Linked DNA regions of Mus musculus: region 2 is linked to region 1. Evidence: chromatin loops called from intact Hi-C (ENCODE). Cell type or tissue: heart. All regions are shown on one strand. Links, peaks and the distances in the headings refer to the core of each region. The heading gives the core; the rest is flanking DNA.

The links. Peaks named below come from ENCODE experiments on the same cell type or tissue, not always from the same donor. Only the 100,000 strongest peaks of a DNase experiment are listed, where the experiment ranks them.
Region 2: a loop joins it to region 1, with 3 times the contacts of the local background. A loop is called at or near these places in 1 of 42 quality-filtered maps.

What each region holds. Positions count from the first base shown.
Region 1 is chr8:117,156,743-117,159,652 of GRCm38, forward strand. Gan (giant axonal neuropathy) reads left to right here and starts at 1,239. Exons shown (of 11, transcript NM_001081151.2): 1 at 1,239-1,559. The coding sequence starts at 1,393. In heart, for the core only: a CTCF peak has its summit at 1,462; a DNase peak (open chromatin) is centred at 1,189; H3K4me3 peaks cover 2,311 bases; H3K27ac peaks cover 1,759 bases.
Region 2 is chr8:116,978,856-116,981,765 of GRCm38, forward strand. 1700030J22Rik (RIKEN cDNA 1700030J22 gene) reads right to left here and starts at 104. Exons shown (of 3, transcript NM_027103.3): 1 at 1-104. In heart, for the core only: CTCF peaks have their summits at 281 and 1,518 (motif pointing left); a DNase peak (open chromatin) is centred at 1,506; H3K4me3 peaks cover 481 bases; H3K27ac peaks cover 183 bases.

The DNA of each region.
Region 1 (2,910 bases), core at 300-2,799:
CACAGAGACCTGCCTGCCTCTGCCTCCCCGGTGCTGGGATTAAAGGCTTGCGTCACCACCTCCTGGTTTAGAGTCTAGATACTTTTATCACTGCAGGTATAGATACTGTGTTTGAAATGGAAACTGGAAATGTATCGATCTTCTACTAGTAACTTCCTTGACTTTACTCCCCTAGTCTCCTATCTTGAGTATAGTTTATACTCTGATTCCTATCAGTGACGCCAAAGCCTTGCTGCTTCCAGGGTGAAAACCAAGACTTTCCTTGGGGCCTTTGGACTACGGGAGGCTGTGCTGACGCACTGAAAACCACATCCTGCCTTACTTTGAATGCTGCCCCAATGTTCTGATCCTTGGTCCTCATAAGACTTAATTCTCTGTAGCCTCGAGCACCTAATGTTTGCACAAAATGGTAGCTACTTCCTCCACTCCCAAGCACCTTCAGCAACTTCCAGGGACACAGACGAGGCTCGCCCTGCAGAGTGAGCACACCCAGGGGTGCTTAGTACCACAGCCTTGATCTGTCTCTGTGGGAAGTCTAGCCCCCACCATCCGAACATCTGGCCTTCATACCCCCTAGTCTTTCAGACTTTATCTTTCCTAAAAGGTAGGGATGGCAATCATGCAATTAACTGGACCCCCTCTCCTTCCCAATTGTACTCTTGTGCGGGGGCGGAAGGGAGGGCATATACCACAGAGTCCTTTTATCCAGCCCACTATCTAATCTTGGCATCGATCTGCTTTAAAGACCCCGATCTTAGAAACCTTCGGAACACCTTACCCCTACCGCGGTATTTAAAACCCTTCCATTGCTCCCGGTCCCCAATTGCAAGAGGAAAACACCTTCCTTGCCACAGCCTTGCAAAACTGCTTGTTTCTCTCGCTTCACTCGCGACGTCTTCAGCGAAGGCTTCTGGCGGACTCCGCGTTCTGCCCGGAACTAATGGACGTGAACGTAGCGAGGCGTAACTCCCGCGAAAGGAATAATAAGTCCTCGGCTTCACTCTGCGTCTCACTCCCTTCCACACTGAGAGCACTCGGTTCGCCGAGACTGGGAATTGGATACCGCGGAACCGCTAAACCCTTCCGCCCGCACCAAGCACAGCCCGTGGGCGCGCCCGGCGCTCGCAGCCCAGCCCTTCTGATTGGCTGCTGCGAGGTAGGGCGGGGCGCGGGGGCGTCGCGGAAAGATGACGCAACGGCACAGCTCCTTAAAGGCGCCGTCCGCACGCGCTGCCGATGGCGCAGGCGCGTTGTTGAACTTCCAGCTCTGACTCCAGAGCTTCACTCAGTCCGGGCGGGCGGGCGAGCGGACGCGAGGAGTGGCCGGCGGGGACGTGCGCGGGACTCGGGCGGGCGGGTCGGGCAGGTGGCGGCGGAGGAGCGGGAGGCGCGATGGCCGAGGGCAGCGCTGTGTCCGACCCTCAGCACGCCGCGCGCCTGCTGCGGGCGCTCAGCTCGTTCCGGGAGGAGGCGCGTTTCTGCGACGCGCATCTGGTCCTCGACGGCGAGGAGATCCCGGTGCAGAAGAACATCCTGGCGGCGGCCAGCCCGTACATCAGGTGAGCGGGCGCCGCCGCCCATCGCCTCCGCATCCCTCCCTCTCTCTCTGGCCTGGCCGCCTGCGGCTCCAGTGGCTCTGCCGCCGCGCCCCTCGGGCGCCCATGGGCCTCTCCACCGAGATCGCCCCGATCCCGGAGTCCCTGGAGGTCCGCAAAAGCCCCAAACACGGTGTACAGGCCGTCCTGGACCCGCACCCGCGAGCAGGGCGGGGCTGCTCCGGGAAGAGCCGCCCCTTCGCCCCGACAGGCCCCGCCCGGCCCGCGGAGCCCCGCAGAAGTTTTACCTCCGAGTCACCGCACAGTGGGCCGGCCAGGTTTTGCGCGGGGAAGCCAAAACAAACACCCGCGGCTTAGGCAGAAGGAGAACCCTGTAAGAGGTCGGTGGGAAGCCCCCACCCCCAAAGCCCAACTGTCACTTTGCCACTCCCTTGTTACAAACAGGCAAAACTGTTGCGAATTTGAGAAGACCCGGGGTCGTTCTTTGGCTACAGTTACCACCGAGGACCCAGCGATTGTAACCACCAAGAGGGCACTGTAAAACTTAAGCGACGCAAACCTTAGCCCAGTTTACTAGGTTAATGAAAAGGTTGAGACCAAGCTTATAGCATCGGATCAGAATTTGTGAGATGGGCTCCTGTCTTTTCTTTAGCAACTTTCCTTCAGGCAAACTGGTTTGCTCTTTTAATATGGGGGGTGGGGGGGGGCACTAAAAGGTAGAGAAAGTGCCCAGTAAGCTGGTTAAATATAGACGAATGATAGCAATGTCACTAGAATTGACAGATCAGAAAATGGAAAATTATGTGTATGCCGTTTCTTAGGGCTCTGTCCCAGCAGAACTCGGACACATATGCTGTTCTTGAATCTTTGCTTTTGGAGACCTTCGAACTCCAGAAGCAATCCAAGTGCCCTTGAAACTTCTGGCTTTTAGCCTAGCCTGGCCTTACAACATTGGGCTCTTTGTGGACTTAGGGGTCAGGTGTCTGTGAACAAGAAATTTAGATCACCAATATGACAGCTCAGGGCTGGCAGTTCAGAGGTTAAGGCAGTCAATCAAACTGAATTTCCAGGCCAGACCTTTCCCGTAACAGAGTAATCCTAGTTTGGGAAATGCTTAGGAAAACTACAATGGATGCAGTATTGTTACAGATCCTTAAATGGCACCCAGCTCTAAAGTCGCATATCCTGAAACACTGTCTCCATCTTTCTCTGTGATACTTACCACTGCAGTAAACCCTGTATTTTGCTCATCTCCGTGAGCCACAATGTAAAGTCAGTAGGCCAAGGATTTTTCTTTTGTTTCTTGCTGGGACCTTCCTAGAGGGACTGGTGCCTGGTGCCAGAATACATGTGT
Region 2 (2,910 bases), core at 227-2,726, 180 kb before region 1:
ACAGCCACTCAGACGCTCCTACGGGGCCGCGAGGTAAGGAAGGTCCGGAGCGGCAAGTCGCGGCCCCCAAGAGCCGGGCTGTTGCCCTAGGTTACGGCCGCGTCGGAGGCGGGCCTAGGTGCAGGCATGCCGGAAGTGACGTAACCCCGCAACAAACCAGCTCAAGGGCGGAGTCCCCTCTGAGGGCGGGGCTAAGGAGCATTCCCGTCGCTCTGTGCGTGGTTGCTAGGTGCCGCGTTGCCAGACGCTTCGAGAGCTTCGCAGGCACTGGCGACGTTGGGCGGCCAAGTTGCGCTGCAACAGCCTTTTGCCTTCTAGAAGGAATGCCTCAGAGGCCACACAAACAGTGTCTGGAGATTTGGCCACTTCTTCCTTTGGGCAGAATCGTCCCTTCCTTCTTGGGATCCCGTGTTGAAAGCGAGAGCAGAACTTCGCGGGACGACTCATTCCTAGTTGCATAATTTTGAGACCGAGTCTTCCTTGTTTTGTAGCCTGGTGCGGTCTCGAACTCATGGCAACCCTCCTTCCTCGATGTCCTAAATCAACATTGAAGGGATCGAGGGCGTGGGCTTCCACACCTGCTGACAGGAAGGATTTCTGGTTTTGTTCTTTTTGGTGCTGCCCACTTTAGTGGGGCAGAAGCAGCAGTTTCTCGCGAGGGGGCCGCCCACTTCTCCACTATGCTGCCCTTGGTGCCCAACTCATGTCTAGTTCCAAGGTCCCTTTGCTTTCTGGTTTAAAAAGTATTAAGAAAACAAGTCTCCAAAAGCAGGCTGAGTCAAAGGCTTTTGGAAAAAATGGCTAAGAATTACTACTTTTTACACTTATAGCATTATATAATATATATACAGTATAGCATATATACAATCGATAGCATAGATTTATAGCATTAACGGCCTCTAAAGATGTGATGTATATGACACATGAAGTTGGAACAAAGTCCTCTTCTAGACTGTGAATATTTGTTATTTCCCCCATATATATGAGGGAAATACTTTAACAAGCATATATGATAGATATTGTAATTATATTGCTATACCAGCGTATCTAATGGGCTATGACACATATTTCTAAAATTTTCTATGTATTTTTGGATTTATGCGTATGAGTGTTCTGCCTGTGTATATGTATGTACACCATGTTCATACTGGACAGTCATAAAGACACACTCTTTCATTGTTTTCTAGGTTCGCCTGCTAGACAGCGAGTCTGTCACCAAGATGTGTCTCCGTTCCTCGGTGTTTTGAGGTAGGCTTTCACTATGACGTCTAGTCTGGCCTCCAACAGCTTCCTTCTGTCTCTGAATGCTGGAATTACAAGCACATGCCACCAGACCTGGCCACTCAACCATGATCTTTACAACCGAAGGTAGACAAGTCTTTTCAACAGCCACAGAAAAGCTCAGAAGTGGGGGTGGGGAAGGGGGCAGGTCAAATTTTCCAGTCTGCTGCAGCAGAGTCTGCAGTTCCATACCACTGGTCTTTTTCATACCAGATACTGTGTGGGGCGCCCTCTAGTGGTTCTACTAAAACCCAACATAGTCAGCCTCCAAAGTGTTGCTTTGTTTTGTGGAGTTTTACGATTTAATACCTTGTGAACAATTTTTTTTTTTAACTTTAATTATTTTTTAAGTGTATTGGCATTCTGGATGAATGTGTGTCGGTGCACTACTTCCATGCCTGGTGTCCATGGCGGTTAAAAGCGGGATCGGATACTTTGGAACTGGTGTTAGAGGCATTCATAAACATCCATGCAGATCCTGGGAACTGAACCCAGGTCTTTTGGAAGGGCAGCCAGAGCTTTTGACCACTAAACCATCTCTCCATCACCAGCCCCCCCTTCCCCCTACTATATTTCTGAGGTTTTAATTCTTTGAAAACATTCAAAGATGTTAAGAAAATAGACAAAGACTAAAGAAAAAATGGCAAAGAAAGAAAGTATGCCAGGTGTGGTGGTGCATGCCTTTAGTCCAGCCCATGGAAGTTGAAAGCAGGAAACTCTGGAGTCAAGGTGGTCCTTGACTCTCTACCCTCCAGTTCAGCCTGGACTACATGAGAGCCAGGCTAAAGCAAATAAGTATAGAATTGCATGCTGTAGTCCGAGGAGATATGCTAGAGCAGTCTACCCACTTTCCTTGAGAGGGTGGGGGGTGTCACCGAGGGGTTTGGTTTGGTAGTGGAGTTTGTTTTTATTTGAGCTCATCTGAGCCCAGGCTGGCCATGGGATCTGTAGCTAAAAGATGACCTTGAACTCCTGACCTTCTGGTCTCCACCTTCTAAGTGTTGGGAGACACCAAGCCAGTTATACATTCATATCAGTGTGCATGTGTAATCCCAAACTCCCAGTCAGCATTTTTATAGTTGACGTTAGAGTGCGCCATATCAGCTTTCAGAAACTACGGTGGCAGTAAGTGCACTTGAGTTGTAAACAACAGTTTAAGCCAGTTTCAGAAAGTTCTAGTGTCTATGGCTACTAAATAGAAACCTGAACAGGATGGAAGTTCAGACACACCTTGTGCACTGTTGACCATGTGCAGACACACCGTGTGCACTGCTGACCAGTTGACACCTATTCCCCTCTCTAAAGGTCAATGCACACAGAGAACCATGGGTAAACCTCGCCCTGAGCTTGAGCATCTTATGTGCCTGTGATTCCTTCAGAAATAGAAGGCATCAGATCCCCTGGAACTGGAGTTAGGGATGGTTTTGAGCTACCACATGGGTGCTGGAAACAACCCCCAGGTTGTCTGCAAGAAGCAGGAACAGCAAGCCCTCCTAACCACTGACCCCTCTAGCCCCTGGCCTAATTTCTTTTTTTTTTTCTTTTCTTTTTTCCTTTCCTTTTTTTGGTTTTTCAAGACAGGGTTTCTCTGTGTAGCCCTGACTGTCCTGGAACTCAGAAATCCGCCTG